2 separate regions of the Mus musculus genome follow, and region 1 is linked to region 2. The links are chromatin loops, found by intact Hi-C in ENCODE. Cell type or tissue: left cerebral cortex. All regions are shown on one strand. Links, peaks and the distances in the headings refer to the core of each region. The heading gives the core; the rest is flanking DNA.

Region 1 (12,585 bases), core at 2,766-10,765, 65 kb after region 2:
TAACTAAGAGAAAATAAGTGTGAGCTGGTGGCTCAACATGTAAGGCTCTTGTTGCCAAGCCTGGTGGCCTGAGTTTGTCCCATAGACCAACATGGTGAATGAAGAGAACTTCCTCCCACAAGGTTCTGCGAGGCCTCCACACATACACTGTAGGATTCATGTGCTCCTGCCTCATAATTATGTAAATATAATAAAAATATAAGTGCAAAGGGATGGGGCTATATGTAGCTCAATGGTAGGGTACCAGTCTAGAATAAGCAGTCTTGGTGTTAGATCACTAGGACTGAAAAAAACACAACAGCATTCCAGATTCACATATTCATATTGAAAGAGCCGGCCATTATGGTTGGAAGAGCAATTATGTTCATTTAATCATATATCAGAAAATAGTTGAACACAAAACAGAGAACAGCAAAATGAAGTGTCAAGGAATCCCGGAGAAGGAGACATAGCAAATTAACACTACCTAACCATCTATTTTGGACAAGGGTAGAATTATTGCTTTCAGGAGTCAATGTTATGATTGTCCTGGACTGGGAAGGACTAGACCCTGGAGTTGGCCTAAAGGAGCTTATGTTGGGTTTCTTCATTTGATTAATGATAGAAAACATGTTTCACTTTTTCCCCTTAAATAACGATCGAAGAACACTTACATATAAAATCAAGTTATAAAATACCACACATAGAACAGAATGATTATATCCTATTTATACCAATAGTAGCTTTCTCTTCTATTTGTGTTTTGAAGAATACTGTATTGATATGGTAAAATATTACAGAGTACAGCCAATGGCAGGATATAGAATAAACTTAATTCTTAAAGAATCATGCAAAAACATACTTATAGCTGGGAATGGTGGTGTATGCCTTTAACTGAAGCACTCACAAGGCAGAGGTAAATAGGTCTGTTTATTGTGAGAATGAGACCTATAAATGAGTTGTACTAAAGCAGCTGTTTTCCACCTGTGGGTCATGACTCCTTTGGGGGGTTTGAACCACTCTTACAGAGGGGTTGTCTAAGACCACCAGAAAACCCTTAAATAAGTATGATTCATACTAGCAAAATTACAGTTATGAAGTATCAACGAAAATAATTTTACGGTTGGTGTCACCAAGAGGAACTGTATTAAAGACTCAAAGCATAAAAGGCTGGGAACCACTGGGCTAAACTCTCACACTCTAGCTAACTTCCTTTACAGCATCAGACAATTGATAGTCTGAGGGCTAAAAAGAGTCACCTGGGTAAAGTACACAATTACAAGGACACAGGTATTTCCACAGAGGCATATAAATAACAACAGTTGACGTAAGCTCGCTCCTATCCGCTGCACCTGGGAGGAGCAAGAAAACACATTCCGAAATGAATTCCATGTTCTAAAAGAAACTGAAGCCATAAGACTCTGGTCTGTTTTCTTGCAAGCACTCAGAATTCTCACAGACTCTATTCTTGACCTGTGAATTCAAGCTCTGTGTGGGTTATATGGCAAGTTCTAAGGCAGACAGCTGTACAGTAAGATCCCATCGAAAAGCAACCACAATACACAAAACAACCTTATTATTACTATTACTATTATTATTATTATTATTATACTATTAGAACATGTTTCTCCCCAAGGCTTTTCAATGTATTCCATGATAAACACATACTATTTTTAAAAGCGTAAAAATATTGTTTCTTTTCTAAGAAAGAAATTCAAATAAGCATAAAGAAGTAAAAATTTGTGAGCTGCTTCATGTGTGTCGGGAAGCAAACCAGGTCCTCTGTAAGAGCAAGTGCTCTTCACCACTGAACAACAGTCCATCGCCCCTTCACACACTTTGGTGTTCAGTTGAGTTAACGCCTTTAATTTGCAGAATCTTTGTTAACTGTCATTTTTTTCAGTATGTATATGGATATGGTGTTTATCATTCAGGTGTTTCCCAGTGGAGAAAAGATGCCAAAGTTATAAAGCTCTATGAAGCTTTCACTCTTTAATCACCTTATATCTGTATGTCCATATATAAATATTACATATTTATATACATATAGCTAGGGCACTGTTCTACAACTAAGCTGCACCCAAGCCCTGCTTTTATTGAACATTGGGTAAAGATTTTGATGTCTAAAAGTTCTTTTTTGTGTGCCTGTCTATTTTACTATCGTAGTTAGTCTTAAAAATAACTCTACATCATCTCTACATCCTGCTGTTTATGCCCCGGTGTATTGTATAGGATTTTACATTCACTAGGGTTGGCCTTGAAGAACAGAGAACAGATACTGTCATTTCTAGTATTAGGTTATTAAACATTGTCTTCTTTCCTAGGCTACCCCCAGTGATTAGTCAAAGATGCAGGAAGCCAGCTTATGCTGTGAGGGCATTCAGGTAGCTCAAAGGGAGGCTCTGGATAAGAGGAGGGGGAGCCGAGGCATCTAAAATAGTTAGCTTGGAAGCAGCTCCTATGGCCTCCAGAGGATGGCAGCCCCAGCCAACTGTGACTGTAGCTATAGGAGGGCCTAAGCTAGGGGCAAACCCACTCCCAGATAAAAACCAAAAGAAAAAAAACGGATGAAATCATAAGTGTGTACTTAAAGTTAATTACTGGGATCATTTATTATGCTAATTACGTTAACCACTTTTATAATTACTTCAAATTCTACTTTAAAAGAGGAATAGAGTTGGATGTAGTTCAGTTGGTAAAGCATTTGCCTAGGATGCAGAGAGTTCTAGGTTTAATCCCCATGACTCCACAAATCCTGCACTGTGGTGAGTGTAATCCCAGTACTTGGAGGTGAAGGTAGGACAAACAGAAGTTCAAGGTCAGACTCACATATAGAGAGTAGAGACCAATTGGAAGCTATGTGTGACCCTGTCTCAAAAAAACGACATGGCAAAAGACCCTGGAAGCTTGTTTCTGAGGACGACATAACTTTAGTTTAAAGATTCATTACATTCTTGCTATGGACTATGTGTTTCCATGCTTAAGTACTTCGAAATCACCATCAGCTTTGGGAAAGTTAACTGACTTTCCATATTTGTTACAGGCTAGTAAAGGTTTCTTAAATAGAAGTGCTGCGTGTTCTTATTTATCTTTTGTGGTAGGGGCTTTGTTCATGCCAAGAGTAGCCCACATCAAGTGAACTCAGGATTTTTTTTCTTTAACTTTTGCTTGAACTGTATGAAGTTATTTTCAGGATTAAAACCAAACAAACAAATGAAAAACAAAAAAGAATCTGGAGCTGATGAGATGGCTTAGCAATTAAGAGCACTGGTTGCTCTTACAGAGGATCCGGGTTCAATTCCTAGCATCCACGTGGCAGCTTAGAACAGCCTGTAACTCCTGTTCCAGAGGATCCGATGCCTTTACAAACATGAATGCAGGCAAAACACCAATGCACATTAAGTAAAGGATTAAATAAATTGTAAAAAAGAAAAAACAAACAAAGCAGCAATAGATGTGAGATGATACAGATGGGAGATGAAGTACCATCTTGGCCATTGCTCATCAACTCGAAGACCTCAGAAAACTGCCCGTTTTCTGTTTTTTTACTGCTTTTGAAAGGGAGAGTCAAATGTACTGCACTTTAGTGGCCCTCAAAGTTTTACTCATATTACCCTAACATGAAAGGAAAACTTTTTAAAATACTGACACAAAATTAAATGTGAAACATCTTATATGCAATGTATCAAAGTCAACATAAATTATTATGTGGTAAATTGAGTATAATATGTAATATTTTATCTTTGCTATATCCAAAATGTTTTTAAAATCCGTGTATTGGAGAAACAATTTTAATTTACTGTTTATGAAGCATGCCTGCTACGAATCCTAACTAGCAGTTAACACTTGTCAAATATGTTGACCAAATTTATTATTATTATTATTATTATTGCCCTTTCTTCTCATGTAGCCCAGGCTGGCCTCAAATTCACAATTCTTCTGCCTACAGCTTTTGAATGCTGAGAGTAGCATGTGCCACTATGTTGTTTTGAAATGAAAACATTTTCTATTAAAACAAACACATTAATACAGGCTCTATGATGCGATGATCATTTAAGTTCTCTTTTTCACGTAGGTGGGAAGGAAGCTAGGTAATAGACTTATGCAAACTGATGCTCTGGAAAAAAACACTTTCTTCCTGGCTATTTCCCCCCCCCCCCCCCCCAAAGGACAATCTAAAAATATCAGATTCTAGGGCAAGATGGCTCAGTGGGTACACCTGCCACCAAGCCTGTGGCCTAATTCAATCCCTGGGACCCACATTGGTGAAAGGAGAGGCCTGACTGCTGTTTTCCTCTGACCTCTATCTGAGCAGCACAGGCATGTATCCACAGGCACACACTAAGTAAATGTAGTTAAAAAAGAATATCACAGCAGCTGAGATGACTTATCAGTTAAAAGCATTGGTTCCTCTTGCAGCAGACTGACTGGGCTTCAACTACAAGCACCTACAAATGGCTCAAAGCTGTCTATGATTCCAGTTGCAGGACATCTAACACCTGTGCCCTCCATGGGTACTGCCTACATGTGATAACATGCAGGTGAAACTCCCATACACACACACAACTCTCCCCCTCCCTCTCGGAATATCACATTGAGAATAGTATCATCTCCAAGGCTGTTATTAATGGTGGTGACAAATCACCTGAGTAGGGAGCCCCATTTGAAGACTGGTCTTGATTGATATGAGAAGCCCTGTCCGGATTGTGGGTGGCACCTTCTGGTAGGAGCTCAGACTCGAAAAGGCTGCTGAGTGGATTTGTGCCAACCCCGCTGCCGATTCCTTTGTTGACAGAGCTGGCATTTCTCCAGGGAATTCTGGATCCACCTTGTAGACTAAATGACTACTTGCTGTCACCCCTCAGTGACAGACAGCTGCTCTGGAACGACTCCAGTTGTTGACGACCCAGCCTCACAGGTGAATACTGGCTTCTTGACATCTCAAGTGTGATTTGGCCCTGGCTACCATTTGGAAACCCACTTAATAAATTATGAGATCTATAGCATACATATATATTTTCATCCCCTTGGATCTAGGTTCTTCTAGGTGATGTGATTGAAGCATCAGTGAACAAACTGACTTTATTCAACAGTTATACAACTTTTCTTATCCTGGCGTCGGGGAGGATTAGCCACACATTCTCATTTCATTTGGTTTCAATTGTCTGTGGAATACATTAGCCGGCTCCAACCTTCCCATGGCCTCGACAGCAAGAGAACTCCTGGTTTTCAAGAGTAAAGACTGCAGACTTTCCCAAATGGTCAGAAGCATTTCAATGCTACCACTGAGAACAGGACTCTGGAGGGAGGGGGCGTAGAATGAAAATCACCTCAATATATACAAATAGAAATAGATCCTTTAGCATGTACACGTCTCTAAGCTCCCAGGAGCTTATGCAAGGAAAACAGAGGCAGAACAGAACTGTAAGTTTACTTCTTTAACAGCTGTTAGTAACTTCGAGGCGTTCCCGGCAGTAAACACACATATTGAGGTTATTTCTATTTTATCATGAAGATAAAAGAATGGAGTAAAGTTGTTTTTCCCTCAACTAAATTTGTTGAATGAAGTAGAGTCTTACACTTAACTCGAAGCTAGCCTGAAGCTCATTATGTAGCCCAAACCAGCCTCAATGTTGCTGCAATCCTCCCACCTGAGCCCTTGTAATACTGGGATTATAGGTTTGAGTGACCATGCTCAGCCACAGTAGTTTTTAATAGATAAGAAATGCAGACTTCCGGTTCCGCCGCCGAGAGCCAGTGCGGCTCTGAAGGGCTGCGCAACTCGGTGCCGCTGCTCGCCGGGCACGGTTTTGGGTGCCGGCTCACCTCTCCTGATTCGTGGTGCTCAGAAAGGTGGCAGTAATGCTAACGCTGGCAAGCAAGTTGAAGTGGGATGAAGATCTCAAAGGATCCCAGACATCAGTGTCCACATCTGACTCTACTCGGAGGTTTTCCATGAGAGATAAGTTGCTTGTTACAGAGGTTGCAGAACTTGAAGCTAATTTACCTTGGACCTGTAAAGTACATTTTCCTGATCCAAACAAGCTTCATTGCTTTCAGCTGACTGTAAGCCCAGATGAGGGTTACTACCAGGGTGGAAATTTTCAGTTTGAAATTGAAGTTCCTGATGCCTACAACATGGTGCCTCCCAAGGTGAAATGCTTGACTAAAATCTGGCACCCCAACATCACAGAAACGGGGGAAATATGTCTAAGTTTACTAAGAGAACATTCCGCTGATGGCACTGGCTGGGCTCCCACTCGAACATTAAAGGATGTCGTTTGGGGGTTAAACTCTTTATTTACCGATCTTTTGAATTTTTATGATCCACTGAATATTGAAGCTGCAGAACATCATTTGCAGGACAAGGAGGATTTTCGGGACAAAGTGGATGAATACATCAGACGCTATGCCAGATGATAAGAGGAGAGCTCGCAGGTCTGAGGACTTTGTCACAGTTGTCTCTGATGTGAAACAGCTCGAGGTAGCCCTCCTCCCCATCCTCATACTTCCCGTCAGCCCCTTGGGATTGTCCTAGTCCTGCGACCGTGCTGTCCTGAAGAAGATCCTCCTGACTGCCCACTGTAGGTGGCGAACATTATACAGCAAGAACGTGTGTCTGGGTCTCGAGAGAGGTGTCTGCTTCCCTTAACGTGTTTACTGAAACTCCTATCTAGGCTGTCTGGTGGAATCCCTCCGAAGTTGTAACGAACTCACCCCTGAGGAGATAGCGCTTGCTTCCTTTCCCCCAACAATCGGTGTCCTGCACAGGTGATGTAATGACTTGTTCCATGTGACTGGCGGATTGGCAATAAGAAACCCGCTATAAACAGTGATGGGATGCACACTCTCTTAGCTTCTTCCAGGAACGCTGACCGAACCTAAATGTGACACTTCCCAGAATGCAGTCACTTACTGTAGTAGATCTTACTGAAATGCGTATTTTATTTAATGTGAGTATATTTTGGGACAGATTTGAAATTTGTACCAAAAAAATGTAACCGTTTAATGTTTGGATAGGGAAAAAAATGATGACACCTTTATAAGAAGTAATGTTAAACAAACCAACCAACCTCTGGGGGCCCATGAGATGGCTTAGCAGGTAAAAGTACTGGAGAAGAGAATGGGAACCCTCTGACCGCCATGCCCAGGCCTGTTCTCCCAGACCCCACAACACACTATGCTAATAAATAAAACACGCTCTGACCATATACACAAGGATTTTTAAAAAGCCGTTTATTTTAAAAAAACTGGTTTGTCAAATCACATACACGAGCAGAAGAAACACAACTATTGAAGTGGCCCTGTAACATAGACACCAGTGGGGCGTTCACACAGTACCTGAAAATACAGCTAAAAAAAGGGGTGTACTGAGTTTTGAGCTTCAGGTTCCTACCTGACCCCCTTGTTGAATGGCTTTAGTTAGCGTACAGTGAGAGGTAGAGTCCCAAGTGTAGTAGCCGACGCCTCAGGGCTCCATTGAAACAAAACAGAAATGAAAAAAATGCCTTCCCCGGGGAGCGGGGGAGGCCTCGCCTATCATTTATTTCCTTGGTGCAAACAGAAGCCAAGTTTCCCTCCCCAAACGCTTCAGCATTCCCAACCGAAAAGTGTGGCGTTTTAATTTTTTTTTTCTTTTTTAGGCAGTGTGCTGGAGACATTTAGCTTTCTTCGCCTTCTGATTCAGATTCTAAGAGAAAAGAAAGACAAATGAGGCATTGTCAGATTATGGGTGGACTTCTAATGAGCAGCCCAATGCTATGGGATATGTTATGGGTAACAGCCCAATGCTATGGGATATGTTATGGGTAACAGCCCAATGCTATGGGATACTTTTATCATGTATTAGTTAGGCAAAACAGTTACACATGAGAACAGATCGAAAACCCTCCCTACCTTTTGCTTCCCAGTGAACTCCAGCTTTCTAACAATGCAGTAAGGCCTTGTACATCATTAAACAGTATATATGGCCTTTGATCAGCTGGGTCATCAAAGACCTGCCTTTCATTCTGTGCTTCGATCTCCAGCAAGACGCACCTGGCAAAGGTGCTGAAACCCCCTCCAACCCCAGCCTGTGTGGCCAAGTGGATGATCCGAGTTTGTTTTTAGTTTTCTTTTGAAAATGTTATTACCTTGCTTTCAGAAATGAACACTGAGATGTGGGCAGACTATGAAGCATATGAAGACACAGTGAGAATTTTAAGAACAGAGAGAGGGAGGGAGGGAGGAAGGGGGGGAGGGAGGGAGGAAGGGGGGAGGGAGGGAGGAAGGGGGGGATTGAGAGAAAACCTAGAATAAAGCAATAAGCATTTGACTAGTGACCATGAGGGCTGTTACATGAAGTTACCTTCTTCTGCATTTTGTAACCACTCCACAAATTTCTTCATCTGGTCAAGAAAGACGCTCTTGCCTTTGGCGGCGTGTGCTTCTTTATACCACTTCAGTATCGCCTCTTCGCTCAGAACGTCGGCTGCAGTCAGAAAGCAAGGTTGCCAAGTTACCATACGGAATGTCATGTTTAAAAAAAAAAAAACAAAACCAAAAAAACCCCCCAAAACTCTGGGTGTGGAGGCGGTTCTGGAGAGGTATCTGCATTTTCTGTAGAATCATGAGGCCAAGAATTCAGATCTTAGCATGGATCTGTGTCCAGAATAAGCCTGTCACCCCAGCTCCCAGGCTATGTGTGTGGGAGACTGGATTGCTGTGGCATGCTGAATCTAGCCGAGCCATTGAGAAACTCGAGCCTCTGGCTCAGGGTAAGATGAGGTAGACGACACCTCACTTCCTCTCTGGCCTCCATTAGAGCATCTTTCTTAGACACCCCTCCTCCCCCAAAGCTCATTTCTAAGCAGCTTAGACATGTATCCTTACAATCAGCTTAGTAAACGCTTTGGTGATGATGTCACCTCATCAGTTAAGATACAGTGCCAGCAACACAGGTCAGTACTAAGACAAGGAAATCTTTATTTGGGGGGGGGGGGGGGCAAATGAATCAACAATTCCAACAGTTTAGAAAACCATGACCTAATAAATTCTACTGAAACCAAATTATAGTGCTAGCTTAGCTATGGGTGCATCCATGTAATTTCCAGGAGTTAGTGGAGGCGGAAGAATCAGCGATTCAAAGTCATGCCAAGCGTTCACTGAATGCTAACGGTAGCCCACACAGGACCTGCTAGCCCACACAGGACCTGCTCTCATGAAACAGGGAAGGGACAACTAAATGGCTATAATTTCTTTTAAGGAGATTTTCTTTTTGTTGAGGAGAAATGGAGGGGGAATAGACAAGATGGAGGGAGGGAGCAGGGATGAGGCCAGCACATAGATAAAGACCTTCAGGGGTGGGATCGCTAGACAACCCAACCTTCTACTGCTTTTGTTAAAACGGAGTACACTGTAGCTGACTCAGACACACCAGAAGAGGGCATTGGATCCCATTACAGATGGTTGTGAGCCACCATCTGGTTGCTGGGAACTGACCTCAGGACCTCTAGAAGAGCAGTCAGTCCTCTTAACCATTGTGCCATCTCTCCAGCCCCCACCCTTCCACCCTTAGCCGTCACTAAATTATCACCATGCTATAGTGTGATAATCTACCTCAGGGCTTCTCACCCTCCCTAATGCTGCCACCCTATAACACAGTTCCTCCTGTTGTGGTGACCTCTAACCATAAAATCTATTTTCATTGCTAGTTCATAACTGTAGTTTTGCTACTGTTATGAATCGTAATGTAAATATCTGACATGCAGGATATCTGATATGCAACCTCTGCGAAAGGGTCGTTCAAATACTTTCTCTATATCACAGTTAGAGAAAGACACAGCAAAAAAAAGTGTTAGGTATCTATCATCTAAAATTGTAAATGGAACCCCATTAATTTATCATTAATTACTATGAATTGAGGATACTTAAGGAAAGGAGACTATGAAAATGACAGTCTACATACTCTGCTGGGGTCCTACAGGGCTGCCTTTTGGGATTTTGTCCCCTGGAAGAGTCCAATCCATCACATGTACTGATAAACGTAATATTGACACACCCTTCTAATGACATGTTTGCAATTATAATTTTGACTGATAGATATCACAGAAATTACGGAGTACAGACAGCATTCATTTAAAACATCAGTACCATTTTCATAACAAAAATATTTAGTTTTACTTTACTTTAAAACCAACAACTGCAAAAACTAGCTTTTAGAAAGGGCTCTTGGATTAAATTGAAGAAACAGGAAGGGAGACATTGGAGAGGTGGCCCAGTGGTTAAAAGCCTTGACTGATCTTCAGAGGACCCAGGTTCAATTCTCAGTACTCATGTGGCAGTTAACAATCATCTCTTATGTCAGTCCCTGAGGACAGGATGACCTCTTCTGGCTTCCACAGGAACCAGGCACCCACATGGTGCACAGGCATACAGACAGAACACCCGTTCATACAAAGTAAATAAATGCATGTGGCTGGTTTAGAAAGCAGACATTGTTCCACTTAAAACAATCATTTAATGTACTATACTTTGCAAATTAAAGCTGTTTAGAGTTATTAATTTATACACACAGGATACCTTGGTATATAAGAGTCATGACCCCCCCAGAAGTATTCTAATCCTCCAGCCTTTTTGTTGCTTCTGTCTTCAGTTTCTCATAACCTGGACTACCAGGCCCAGCCCATTATTCAAAGAGGGGAAAAGCCCTTGATTATGCCTTAGGAAGTAACTTGTTGCTATTCAACACAGCTTTGCAGCAACTTTTCAAGAACACTAATTAGGGTTTGAAGAACCTCACAATAGTCCATTGTCTTTAAGACACGACTAATTTAGATTTCCGTCTTCTCCAAATCCTTTTGATCATGAAACCCTCCAAGAATAGAAGAATTTTCAGCTTTTGTGCTCAGTCATATGCAGTGTGTAGCCCCTCCCTCTCTGTCCTGAACTACTAGTGTTATAAAAAAAATACATCATAAGACACAACACATATGGGAAATTGACAAATATATAAATGGAAACGGCACATGAATGAATGCAGATTATACAGAACGAGCCAGACAGCCGACTTTCCCTGCTGCTCAGGGATAGTGCTTGCAGGCCTTCTGGAGGCACAGCACCTGCTTCTGTTTTATCAGCCCAGAGAGGACAAAAGGAGCCATGCACGTACTACAGTGTGTCAGTGACAGGGATGGAAATGATACCCAAAGACTGACAAAACCGTATCAAATATATTGTCTGCTAAAATCACCTAACAGTACAATGGAGAGGTCTGAGAAGCTAAGAACCCCAATCATTAGTGAATATTTTTTTGAAAGACCAAATTTCTAGCACTAGGGAATTAATAACAAAAAGAACTAAAGCCACTAAGTACCTGAGACAGTTAGGCGCACTGGGTAGCTTAAGAGGGCTAGAGAAATAGCTATGCTAAGTGAGTACTATCTTTCTGTTTTTCCTCTGAGATCCTTTGGTTTCCAGCACCACCAAGGGGTTGGCTCATGACTGACTTCCTACACTTCGCTCCTCCAGGGGCATCCTTCTGGCCTTAGAGGGCATCTGCACACAGGTAAGGTGGGCGTAACGCAAATGTCTTTAATGCCAGCACTGGGGACAGAGAAGCAGATAGATTTCTATGAGTTCAAGGCAAGCCTGGTCTACGTAGTAAGCATTTTTCTAAGAGAAGGTTTTATTCTCTAGCTCAGGCTGGCCCTGACCTGGCAATCCTCCTGCCTCAGCCTCGTTGTGATGCTGGGATTACAGGCCGTAGCCACCAGATGTTATTGTCCTACTAAAGAAAAGTGGGAGAAGGGTTTGCTAAAACTACAAGCATACAGTGTTCCCTCAGGGTAGATGCCATATTTTCCTTCCATGTTGTAATTTAGAAAGTTAGGAACTCCTTTGTTTATGTAATTTCCAGCACTGAACAAGAGAGTGGCCACATAGCACGAATTCACTACACAAATAGTAGACAAACGCGGGAAACAACAAAGAACCCAAGAGCAACTTGGCTTTACTATATGTTACATATATAGTTAAATCTAAAATCCAGAATTTTATATTAGGGGTGTCACACAGGGAAACAAATCAAAAAATAATTTTCATCTTCCTTCTCTCTCTCTCTCTCTCTCTCTCTCTCTCTCATTCTCTCATTTCTTTGTGTAGTCCTGGCTATGCTGGAACTTGCTTTGTAGCCCAGGCTGGCCCTGATCTCTCAGAGATCTCCCTGCCTTTGTCTCAGGCTAGAGGCATGCACCATCACTGCCTGGCTCACTTTTTTTCTTATAACCAAACCAACCAACCAACCAACCTCCTTAGAATAAGAAATGCCATTTTAGAAATATTTGCATAAGGCACAGAGTTTAACCTGTGCGTTTTCTGTAAATAAAATGCAGTCAGGCACAGTGGTGAGGGTGAATACCTTTCATCTCAGCATTTGGGAGGCAGAGTCAGGGGAAAACTCTGAGTTCAAAACTAGTGTGGTCGACGACACAGAGTTCCAGAACACTAGGAACCCCTACCCCTCAATAAAGGCCCTGAGAGGCCAGAGACTTGGGGATCCTGGAAGTCTGGTTACTGGGTAGGCAGCTCTGAGCTCCCTGATGTGGTTCTGAGGAGGGCCTCAGTAGC
Region 2 (12,585 bases), core at 2,072-10,071:
GAACTTGATGCCCTGATCAGCAGGAAATAGTCTAATGATAATGTCACTGATAGGTATTCTTCTCTGATGAAATGAGCCAATTCAAGCTGAATTAAAGTATAAAGGCAGGTTCATTGGGGGGAAGTTCTCAGGCAGGTTCACCAGTCCCAAACAATAAGGCCTGGAAGTCGCCAGAGAGAAGGAGACAGATGGGAGGATACAAAGAAAGGGCAGAGATAGGGAAAGAGAGGGAGAGGGGGGGAATGAGGGAGGGAGAGAGAAGGTCAGGGAGAGGGTAAGGGAGAAGGAGAGAGGGGAGAAAGGAGGGAGGGAGACAAAAAAAGTTCTGGATTATATAGGGAGGAGCTTCTGGGGGAAGCCTAGCCCCTGGGATGCAAAGTTCATCATAGAGGGCGGGGTATCAGCCATGACAGGGCCCGAGGGATGCTGGGAGAACCTGGAGGCCTGGTTCACATTGGTATGTAAAAAATGCACCTCAGCTGCTTGTCCCAAGTCTGAAACCAAAGTCACCCCCTTTCTCCTCTGTTCTTTTCTTTCTCTCCTATCTAGTATTGGAGGGTTAGAAGGGTAAAATAAAAAAAAAGGTGGGGGGGATCGAAGAAAGAAAAACCCACAAAGTAGCCAAAGTCCAGCTACATACCTCTGTAAAACTGAAGAAGAGACCAATGCCACCAACAAACCTCAAAACCTCTCCAGCATACTCTCCGATTATGGGGGCGCACGAGGAGCACTTCTGGGTACTTTTAGCACAGCTCTGTATCGATAAAAGGAAAGACTTGTTACTTCAGCGTATGTTCACAACCCGTCGAAATTCAGGCCTAGAGTGCTCCATCCAGTTTGGGTATAAATTTTAAATTGTGTGCAAGTTTCTGAGATGGTCAAGTCCTGTAGATGCTCTGTAGGACCCATCGGTCTGTCCCCTTCTAGAGCCTGGGATAGGATTGGTAGATGTCTAGATTGCCTTGTGTAAGATTTTGGTCTAGTACCACAGATTCTCCAGTAACTTGCTTGCATTGTAAGTGATACCCAGCTGTGGTGATCTGAATAAGAATGGCACCCCATAGGCTCATATATTTAAATGCCTGGTTACCAGGGAGTGGAACTGTTTGAAAGGATTACAAGAATTAGTGGGTATGGTCTTGCTGGAGTAAGTATGTCACTGGGGATGGAGCTTTGAGGTTTCAAAAGTCCATGCTAAGTCTAGGGTCGGTTCATTCTCTCCAGCCCCTCCCCCCCCCCAACACACACACACACACACACACACACACACACACACACACACACACACAATCTGCCTGTAGATCCAAATGTAGCTCTCAACTACTTTTCCAGGACATGCCTGTATGCTAGGTTGCTCCCCTCCACAGTGAAAATGGAAAACCTCTCATACCGTAAGCAGGCTCCCAATCAAACACTTTCTCTTGTAAGAGTTGTCTTAGTCATGGGGTCTCTTCACAGCAATACTACTTAACTGGTGACAACTAATGGTCACGGAGACACCAGCTGAATGCCACTAAGCCAACAGGGCTTGTAATCCTACAACTACAGTGAGTCAAGGTCTACAAACAACCATTGAGCCAGGCAGAGGACAGCAAGCCTTGGGTGAATTTCAGTCTCTGCTGACACCTCATTTCAGCCTCCTGAGACTGGTGTGATGGCTACTGTCAACTATGAGCATGACAAAAATCTAGAATTACACAAGCGACAGGCCTCTGTGTGGTGGTTGAATGTTTTACAGTGTATTTTTACTAAATAAATAAATAAATAAATAAATAAATAAATGCGATGTATCTCTCCGGACATAGATGAGCAAATGTGACAAATGTGAGAAATACAACAGAGGCCTATGTCAAACAATTTTGAAACACAATTCAGTACCAGAAAGACCACTTTTCTGTTAATCATTATTAAACTGTATGTGAAACACTAAAGAAAACCTTTCTGGACTTACAGCTGGACAGGTGTCATTTGGGTTATAGCTCCGGAAGCCACAGCAGTTCAAATTCCTCTGGATGTCATTTCGAGCACTTGCAGTATTGTTCCATCCGACTTCCAGCAGCTGACCCTAAGAAATTACAACAATGTATCATCCCCGTGTAACAATGTATCATCATCCCTGTGTAACAATGTATCATAATCCCTAAGTAACATACAGAGGCCAGCCTGCAGCTAGGAGCAGAGCATAGAAAATCAATAGCCTCAAAACTGTTACACTCTTTCAAAAGCTCATCCCTTGATCTGAAAAAAAAAAGAAGGTACTATGGCTAGCCTATAAATGAAAAGGTCCTGGTTTTTACAACCAATTTAAAAACAAGACTTGGTTCAAAGGCACAAACAATACAGTTTCAGTTGTTCCTAGACAGAAACCCATATTTTCTTTATAAATTAAGACTCTGAAAGGAGTAGTTGATGGACGGAAACCACAGACCCTCAGGCGACTGCCCAGCAGTGGGGAAAGGCAGGAACCATCTTTCAACAACAGCAAATTTTACCCAGTGAGAGTTCTGTCTTATTTACAGATACAAATTACCAAGACCTGATGTCACCTTTGCCTGCAATCATTTCCACCGGCCACTTAAGCAGTGAGAGGGAGTAAACTGGCATTCTTGACAAAAAGAAATAGTTTTATTCTCTAGTCCTCTCTCCCAACATTTTCATAGTCATGCTATGTGGTATCACAATAAAGTAGAATCGAGTAAAAGCTTCCCTTAGCTGGGCATAGCGGTGCATGCCTTTGATACCAGCACTCAGCAGGCAAAGGCAGGTGGGTCTCAGTGAGTTTGAGACCAATCTGGTCTACATAGTGAGCTCTAGGACAGTCAGAGCTACACAATAAGACCCTATATCTCAAAAACAAAACAAACAAACAATAACAAAACAAAAAACCAAAAACCTTTACTCACCTGCTGCTCCCGATTCAGAGCTAAACAAGCACAAGATACTGAAAACTGGACAATAAATACAAGTAGGAGAATGATCATATACTGAGAGTTACAAGTTAAGGACTTTTTTATTATAACACTTATTTATCCACTGTATGTGTGCATGTGTGTGGGGTTGGGGGTATGCACACATGAGTATGTATGCGCGTGCATTAGGGCACATACGTGCCACGGTGTTCATGCACAGGACATCTTGCAGGAGTCAGTTCTCTCTTACCACTATGTAGGTAGTAGGGAGTGAACTCTGGTCATCCAACTTGGCAGCAAGTGCCTTCACCTTCTGCCAGGGACATTGCAGATGCTCGGGAAGAGCATAAAGCAGCAGAGTTGACACAACTTTCAAGTACACTCAAAGCAATTCACCTATAAACTAGAACAAGTGTTCAAAGTGATACGCTTAATTATTATTTTGTTAATACACTATAACTATAAATTCATTTAGAAAAATATAAATAATTGCATACACCAGGCACAGTGGGTGACACCTGTAACCCCATGGCCTAAGAAGCAGAGACAGGAGAACCGCCCAAGCTTGGATTAGCCTAGTCTACAAAGACTGTGTCTCAAAAACAAAGCAAAACAACAAAAAATGGGGGGGGGGGGGGGAGAAAGAGAGAAAGGGAGGGAGGGAGAGAGGGAGGGAGGGAGGGAGGGGAAACAGAAAGATAATTTTATTTTGAAAACCCCACATCCAAAATGAAATATAAATTCTAAAATCTGCAAAATAAAAAATAGGGACAAATGTATAAGCTTTCTCAAAACTAAGTCTAGAGAATACACTGTAGAATTCTCAACCAAAGATTGATGTGTAAGGAAGGTCTAGAAGAAGTCATGGCAGAAGTTCAACTCAACTCTGAATTTGCAAAAGAAAATTAGATCTGTGCCCAACTTGTAGAACACTTTAGGTTAGGGTATGATAAGGAAGGGCTGAGGATAACTAAACATTTTCTTTACAGATATTCCTAAATTGCGTTTCTAGGAGTTGCTTTTGGGCAAGGAATCACCTAATGATGATATTAAATTAGTAGCAACCATTGAGACATAATCACATGCTTGATAATGAGAACTTTATCTGATTGAAGTAAAAAAAAATTCTGATTTTTAAAAGGATACAAAAAATAGCAACACCTGGTGGTGTTTTACAGCTCCAATTAGCCCCACCAAGGCAATCAGGAACAGGAAGATGCCCACAGCAATGACCACACCCACCACTCGGAGACTGGAGATCAGCCCAAAGCCGATGCCCCAGGCAGCAATCCCAATGAGCAGCAGGCTGACCAGCTGTGGAGAGATGGGGAGAGGTTCAGCGTTATAGCGCCCGCACCGCTCAGGTATTAACATCTTAGCATCTTTCCTACAACGGCAAGAGTCCCTTGGGGGCCCCAGGGTGTCAGCTGTGGAACCTGCTACACACACCACATTCAAATGGTGTTGTATTTGTATATACTTTATGATATCCTCCTTTAAGCTTCAGACCATCTCTGGGTGACTTGGACATTGCCTTGCAATGCTACCAGAAATTGTCAGGGGAATAATAACAAGAAAAAAAAAACTTGGCTAATGAAACCATTTTTTGATCCTGTTGATTAAATGCATGAATGTGAAACCCACAGTTAGAGAAAGCTGACTGAAACCCACAAGGCTCAGTTGATGGTACTGTTGTAATAAATTTAAAGTCATCCCCAATTATGCTTAAAAAAAAAAAGATTAACAATAATCCAGAAAGCAACCATGCAGTCTCAAAGGTCATCTGGATTCTGACGCCTACAAGGAGCATAAGCTAGCCCAGTAACAGCATTATGTAAAACTAGGCACCAGCACACCTCAGTCTATCATTCTGATGTGCTCATATGAAAATTACCTTTTGCTTTATAACCCAGTCGGCCCGCAGCCCCCTCTGTTCTCCCGCTCCCCAAAAGGCTGAGACAGTCCTCCCTCCCCTAACAAGCTGTGTTCCTCAAATGTGAAGCTATGGTTTCTTTCCTTGTACTACAACCTGTTGCCCTATCGCCTCTCCAGGAGCAAAAGGCAATTCGGATGTAAGCTCTCCGAGGCTCGAACCTCCAGGTATCCTTGGAACTTATCAGGGCCTGAGCCCTGGAGAACATTTGAAAATTGTTTCCAGTACGTAAAACCATAGACGTGCAAGAGACCATTAAAGCCATCAAGATTAAAATAGGGAAGGAGAGGTTGCTATTTGAAATGAAATGGCAGCTGAGCAAGGAGAAATCATGTTCTATTCCAGTCACTGTATTTATAAGTTTATCAAACACTACCTAAAGAGCTAGTACGCCTGTGTGTAAGACGGAGCTTACAAAACGCAAAGATATAATTATTCTTTAAACAAACAAACAAACAAATAAATGGTAAACCACATAAGAATTATAATGAACTCTAGAAGATATAGATAGCTTAATACAGTTTCAGAAAGGGGTGGAAGAGGATTTATAGAGCAGAATAGTTCTGTGTGCCTTCAGTACACATGCGGTCAACCATCTCCAGGAGTAATGAGGTAGTGTAATGCCCAGTTTGGAAAAAAACAAAATTCAAAACTAGATTTTTCTAGCATCACACTACTGACAGGCCTCTGTTTAGAAACATATAAATTACTATGTGATTTTTTCCCTTGCTCAAATGCACCACTGTTTATGTGCAAAGCAATATACACTGATTTAAAAACTTATTTACATATATAGAGAGATAAACAAAACTGCTAAATATTGTGCATCTGTTTCTATTTTTACCCAAAGCATTTTCTTTTTTGAATCTTGGTCAAAGAGCCAAAACATGGGAGGGGAAAAAAAAAAAAAAAAAAAAAGAAGCCATCTGTGGGACCACAGAGCTCGTTTCAGGTGACATTACCACAGCAGCTCATACACCAAAACAAACCGCTCCCTTCCTCAGCTGCTCCTTGTGAGTTCTGCATCATTGTCTCCTCAGAGTCTCCTCACAAGTTCAAACAGTGGTGAGCTGAGAAAACGCACTCTGCCCTTTCACAGGTGAGCTTACTTCTGACTCTGTAACACCTAAATGTGTCACATTCCCTTTCACAACCAATAAAAGGAGCCTGGGGGGGGGGGGGTGAAGAAGGGCCTCACCTCTGCCTGGCTTAGCATCACCACAGTAATCTTGGTACAGGCACAGAGGATGCTCCACAAGTACACACATCAGAGTAGCTAACTGCAGCAATTAGTGGTCTCCAGAAACAGAACCAATACAAAGTATGCATATGTATGTATGTATGTATATATATATATATATATATATATATATATGTATATGCATATATGTATATATGCATACTTTGTGTTGGTTTCTCATATATATATACACACATATATATATATATATATACACACACACATACATACACACACACATATGAGAAAATGAAGCTCAGACAAGAGAAATTTTAAAGCGCTACCCACACTATGAAGGATAGTCTGATTCGCTTAATCAACTGATTCTAAATGCTGGCTACAGTTCAAAATACCCTTAAAGCAGTATCTAACCAAACAACTGAGAACCATGGCACCCTGTGTCCATGGTAACACAGATGACACATCCCACCCACCTGCTAACATCAAATTCTGGATGAGAGAGGCGCATTTACTAATTCAGGTCATGAGACAAGATCTTCAATCTGCATTTCCCTTAACATAAAAAGTCCTTCTGGGGTCCTCTGGTCTCCACACGCACACTGGGTAGCATACATGTAAGTACATACACAGCTTTAAAGAGTTCGTTCGTCCAAAATCATGCCAAACCCTTCCTACATTAATGGGATTCTTTTTTTTTTTTTTTTGGTTTTCCAAGACAGGGTTTCTCTGTGTAGCCCTGGCTGTCCTGGAACTCACTTTGTAGACCAGGCTGGCCTTGAACTCAGAAATCCGCCTGCCTCTGCCACCCCCCCCCCACTTCCGAGTGCTGGGATTAAAGGCGTGTGCCACCATGCCCAGCCATTAATGGGATTCTTAAACATCAGGAATGTTAAAAGTTAAATATTCTTAAAGTATTAAGTTAATAAACTTTACATTTAAATAGTAAATTCAAGACTTAAAGACAGAAGTCAGAAATTGTTCTTGTCACTTAACCTGGTTGCGTACATCACAGCCCCTGCCACGACCTATTCCAATACTGTACACAGGCCTGAGACACACGGTACAGATGGAATGACCAGAGCTGTGTTGACACCTGCCCCATGTTTTTTTCTGTCTTATTGGCTTCGTTTGGCTGAAGGTTTAACATTTTGTTTGTTCTGCTTTGCTTTGCTTTGTCTGTTATTGGTTTAGGGGTGGCTTCATCTTTGTTGGAAGGGTTTCAGAGTGTCCGAGATAAGGTAAGATAGCTCAGGCTAGCCTCAAAGTCAGGATTCTCTTGTCTTGGCTTCCCAAGTGCAGATGACATTGCATGTGCCACCGGAACCATCAACACCTCTTTTCCCACTGTGAATTCTACATCAATTTCCATGTATCACAAAGTATGTCCCTTCCTTTGATTTTTTTTTTTCTCTACTATTTAAAAATGTGAATCCAGGCCAAGAAGATGATGACTCAGCAAGTAAGGGTGACTGCTGCCAAGCTGGGCAATTCTATCCCAAGAACCCACACAGTAGAAAGAGAGAGCTCTTACAATCCTGCAAACTGTTCTCTAAACTCTATACATGTGTTGGGACACACACACACATACACACACGAAAATGAAAGAGGTTGTTAAAACAAATATCATTTTGTAATGAACTCACAAATAAAACACCATGCATCTGTACTAAGGCAGCCATTCAAACAATTTAGAGAGAGAGAGAGAGAAACCACTCTTAGCTAGTATGCTGTAACAAAGAAGATGGGATGGATTTAGCTTGTTGGCTATAGTTTACTGGCTTTTGCTTTTGAAGTCAGTAAAGATTGAAAGCTAACAAGAGGACAAATAATTACTATGTCAAGAGATTTTTTTACAAAGTATGTCACAGTAAAATACAATTAAAACAGAACAAAAGTAGGTAAACACAATAAGGCAAAGAATGCAAAGAAAATATAGGCTCACTAAAGAAAGTGCATTCCTTTTTTTGAGTCTCTGACTCCCGTGTCCCTCCCAGACTCAAGCAACCCCCTATGACCACAGGAGTTGACTCCTGTCCACTTGCTGTCCACAAGATGAGTGTATCAGATTGACCAAGGGGACTCTGAAGCTGGGATTAAACTACAAATCTCAAGACAGGATGATTCTAAATTATGTGAATAAGATTTAAATAGTCTCAGAGTCCTTGCAAGAGGTAGGAGGAGCGGGCTGGTGAGATGGCTCAGTGGGTAAGAGCACTGACTGTTCTTCCAAAGGTTCTGAGTTCAAATCCCAGCAACCACATGGTGGATAACAACCACCCATAATGAGATCTGACGCCCTCTTCTGGCATGTCTTAAGCTACAGTGTACTTATATGTATAATAAATAAATCTTTAAAAAAAAAAAAAAGAGGAGGGTCAGGATCTGAAAACGACATCACTGAGGGAAGCAGAATGTAGCCTGAGAGGTCTAGCAATGGCATGCTACTAGCACTGAAGGCGGAGGGAGAGGTTCTATGCCAAGGAACGCAAGGAGCAGATGCCAGGCAACACTCTTCCCTTCCCTAGCAAGTACAGCCGAGACCTGCTGCAGACTTCTGACTTCTGGTACAAGGTACAACCTATTGTTTTAGGTCATTATTACACTTGTAGCACTTTGTTAAAAACAGGAAACATTCGATGCTTTTGAAAGTTTGTCTGGTTAGAATAACAGGAATAGACTGAATCCGATTACAGACTCATTAGAGTCCAAGGTTAGTACACAGCCTCTTTGAGGACAGGCCTTACTTGGTTTACCCCAGGTGGCTCTGAAGTATCATGAATTATTCCTAGCTGGGCATGACGACCATTTAGAGGCTGAGGCAGGAGGATTTCCAAGAGTTCAAGACCAACCTGGACTACATACCAAGTATTAAGCTAACAGGCAGACCTACATTATAAGACACCGCCTTTGAAAAACAAGAAAGGCATGGGGGATGGAGAGATGACTCCCTCTTTCAGAGCAATTGCTGCTCTTCCAGAGGACCCAGGATTGATTCTCCAGTATCCACATGGCAGATGGCAAGCATCTGTAAGTCCAGTTCCAGGAGATCTTCAATGCCCACTTCTAGGAGCACCTAGCATGCATATGTGGTATACAGACACGCATGCAGGCAAAACATTTGAAAAATAAATTAACTAAAACATTTTTAGAGGTAAAGGCAGGTGCAGGAGTTGGCTCAGCAGTTAAAAGCTCATACCTGCTCAAGCCTGAGTTTAGTCCCTAGACTCCCCAGGGAGTCATGATGAAGGGAGAAAACTACTCTCAAAAGTCCTCCTACCACAGTGGTACTTGAGCCCACTCACACATTATAAACATATGCCAGTGCACTGAGCAACTCATTAAAACCAAGCAACAGTTCTTCCTGCTCAAGTATGTTTTAAACAAATGAAGAAGGTTTTAGTACACTCAGAGAAACTACAGGAAATCCCACGGCCCCCTCCTCCCCTCCCTGCCCCCCCCCCCAAAGCAAGGAGAACAGAAAGGCCTCACTGTCCAGGCCAAGCTGGAGTACAGCTGACTGAGGCAGGAGGCTCACAAGAGCCCAGTCTGAAGGAGACGCCGGTTTTAGCCCAAGCAGAACTGGGAAGTGGAACTGAGCCCCACGCACAGCTGGGAACTCCAGAAAGCTCTTTTCTCACAGTAAAGTACTGTGGAAGACTGCAGAGCTTTCTGAATGTTCCCAAAAGCTATCTGAGAAAAAGAAACCTCAAGTCTTCTAGACACTGAATCCCCACTCCCAGAATCTGCAGGCCAAGCAATTCAAATGAAAGCTGACCACCAACTGTAATGACTGAGGGTTGCGCGGGGGGGGGGGGGGGGGGGGGGGGGGGAGAGACTCAGATAAGAAAACTAAAATGACTCGTGAGAGATATACAAGAAACCAGTCCCAGGTTTTAAAATGCCAAGCTAATTCTCGAGACACCTTAGAAAGAGGAAATCTAAGAGAAAGACACACATTACTAGGGCTCCCAAGAACCAATTGCAACAGAGCGAGCCATTTAAATTATCTAAAGAAGGGCATGGTTGGTGCACGCCTTTAATTCCAGCATTCTAGAGGCAGGGGCAGACAGAGCTCTGGAGCCTGGTCTACACTGTGAGTTCCAGGGCAGCTCCAAAATAAAAATTAACTAAAGGGATTTAAAAAAATAAATAAAAGCAAATTGGGGAGTCATATTTTATAGGCATAGACTTGAAAAAGGAGCCAAATACATCAACGCAAAAGAAAGGAGAGGACCAGGGGAGTGTAGTGAGTAAAGACTGACAAGCTGACAACCTGGTTTCACTCCCTGGGAGCCACGTACTGGACGGAGAGAACCAAGAACCACAAGTTGTCCTCTGACCTCCACACATGCATAACGACACAAATGCCCATACCCAAGAAATAAATGTAATTTTAAATATTAATTTAAAAATAGAGATCGGGAAGAGACACGTGGGCTAAAGCAGGAGCAGGGCTGTAGTGGTACGCACTTCTGTAGTGGTCCACAGTGGTCCACACTTGGAATCCCAGGACTTCCGACGAAGAGGCTAGAGCTGGAGGCCGTCCTCAGCTAAAGAAAACACCAAATACTGAACTAATCAACTTGTCTGTGCTCCAGGAGGTTCTGGCAGACAAGCAACAGGGACACACATTTTTTTTTCCCCCAAAGGAAAAAATAGCACCCTCCAAACACATTAATTTTGAAGAATAAAGCAGATCCCACAAAATTTCGCTGACAAAGGACACCTAAGAAAACCCAGAGCAAACAGTCATACGTCTGCTATTCTATGGAGTCAGCCTTCATCTGAATCCCCCCAAGTTTGGAGCTCTTTAGGCCTTCTGAGCTTTACCTCTCAGTGAATAGCACTGTCCTTAAGAAAGAGGCCCATGCACTTTGCAACCTCCATCAATAGGAACTACCTTATGCCCATTACAAATCTGTACAATTCAGCTGCTAAGTTCCTGGAACTCTACCATGTTATCTTCTGTGCACATGGAGCGCCTAGGTAGTAAACTATCAAATGGTACCAGCACTTTCTTATATGGGCAACACCTCATACCTTCCACTTTTCTTTCCCCTATAAATTAGACCATTCTCCCTTACACAGCCTCAGCTCTTACTGCCTCCCAAGCCCTGCACTTCAGTGAAAATATTTGCGTTAATCTTTCAAATAGTTTCTGTGGATCCATCTATGAGCCACCAAGTACCATCCACATTCCTTCCTATACTTGGCTTCCACGGAGCAAAAGGGAAAGCTTGCGACCAAGAGGTGTACACTCGAATGCCACTGGCAAGAGCTTCCTGACTCTCCTCGTGCACGTGCAGCGGGGAGCTCCATGGCCGGGCAAGCCCGGGTGTTTAAGGCCCTGAGTTAGATTGCCAGCACAGAGATAAACAAGCAAATGAACCCCTAGGTCCATCACACCTGAACAGTCCACACGAGACACCACCCAAGGCCCCTCCCATGCACACACCAGCACCAACACGCAAATACGCATCATCGTTTGTAAAGGATATTCCCTAAAGGAATGGAGACTCAATCCTCTAATGCAAAACAAATTCTGCATCTATTACCGTAAACAGTGAAATTGCATGAACTTGAACTTAATTGAACTAATCAGCTTATCTGATTAAAACCCAAAAAAGGAGGGACTAGAGAGACTGCTCAGCAGTTAAGAGCACCGGCTGCTCTTGCAGAGGACCCAGGTTTGGTTCCCACATAAGAGCTCACAACCGTCTGTAACCCTCGTCCCAAGGGCTCAACACACTCTTTTGGACTTCATAAGTGGATATGCATATACACATGCAGGCAAAACACACATACATATAAAGTAAAAATAAATAAAGCTGTTTTTACAAAGAGGCTGAAGAGATGGCTCAGCAGTCAATTCAATACTGCTCTCACAGAGGACACATGTACAGTTTCCAGCACCCATATCAGCAGCTCACCACAGGCCCAGGGATCCAAAAATTTCTGGCCTCCATAAACTCTATGTGAATTTGCACAAATGTAAAGTCAGATACTTACACATACATATAACTAAAAACAAAAGTAAATCTTTAAAAAAAAAAAAAAAAGAAAAACAAAACCCCCAGATAAATTAAAGTCTTTTAAATGATTTGAAAACAATGTATATGCTTGCATGCATCTGATATTTGTAACATATAATTGAAACCTGCCAAAGAATCACAATTAATGTTTCAATTACATCTAAATATATTTATATAATTTAATGCCTAATAATATAATAAAATAATAATACAAATAAATACCTAAAGATATTTAGTGCCCCTATAAGATAGGATTATCACGTTTAACTTTTACTAAAAAAAGAGTCTTTTTCAATAATGAAAAAACTTAGTTCTCAGCAGTAATAATTAACTGTTACCATTGGCTTACAATTTTCAGGATAATGAGATTATATGTCCCAAGTTAGTAATCTAAAAATTACGGATTCAAATGAAATTAATTCCAGCTGCATAATTAAAATATCTAAGCCTGTCACTATGCCTTGGTAGACAAAGCATCTGCAAAGATTCTTTTGTTGAAGAATAATAACA

What was found. A loop is a pair of places that touch in the nucleus more often than their neighbours do. Peaks named below come from ENCODE experiments on the same cell type or tissue, not always from the same donor. Only the 100,000 strongest peaks of a DNase experiment are listed, where the experiment ranks them.
Region 1: it touches region 2 in a loop (7-fold over the local background); 2 of 42 quality-filtered maps call a loop at or near these places.

Annotation. Positions count from the first base shown.
Region 1 is chr12:36,084,641-36,097,225 of GRCm38, forward strand. Bzw2 (basic leucine zipper and W2 domains 2) reads right to left here. Exons shown (of 12, transcript NM_025840.3): 11 at 8,327-8,449; 12 at 7,195-7,669. The coding sequence ends at 7,641. It also overlaps the pseudogene Gm5434. Among named protein-coding and RNA genes, the nearest start is that of Tspan13, 48 kb to the left of the region's middle. In left cerebral cortex, for the core only: no CTCF peak of the experiment used is centred there; DNase peaks (open chromatin) are centred at 5,325, 6,626, 7,539, 8,069 and 1 more place; H3K27ac peaks cover 1,733 bases.
Region 2 is chr12:36,019,850-36,032,434 of GRCm38, forward strand. Tspan13 (tetraspanin 13) reads right to left here. Exons shown (of 6, transcript NM_025359.3): 2 at 4,056-4,223; 3 at 2,904-2,984; 4 at 1,952-2,065; 5 at 641-754. Among named protein-coding and RNA genes, the nearest start is that of Tspan13, 16 kb to the right of the region's middle. In left cerebral cortex, for the core only: no CTCF peak of the experiment used is centred there; DNase peaks (open chromatin) are centred at 6,518, 7,506, 9,371 and 9,624; H3K27ac peaks cover 1,902 bases.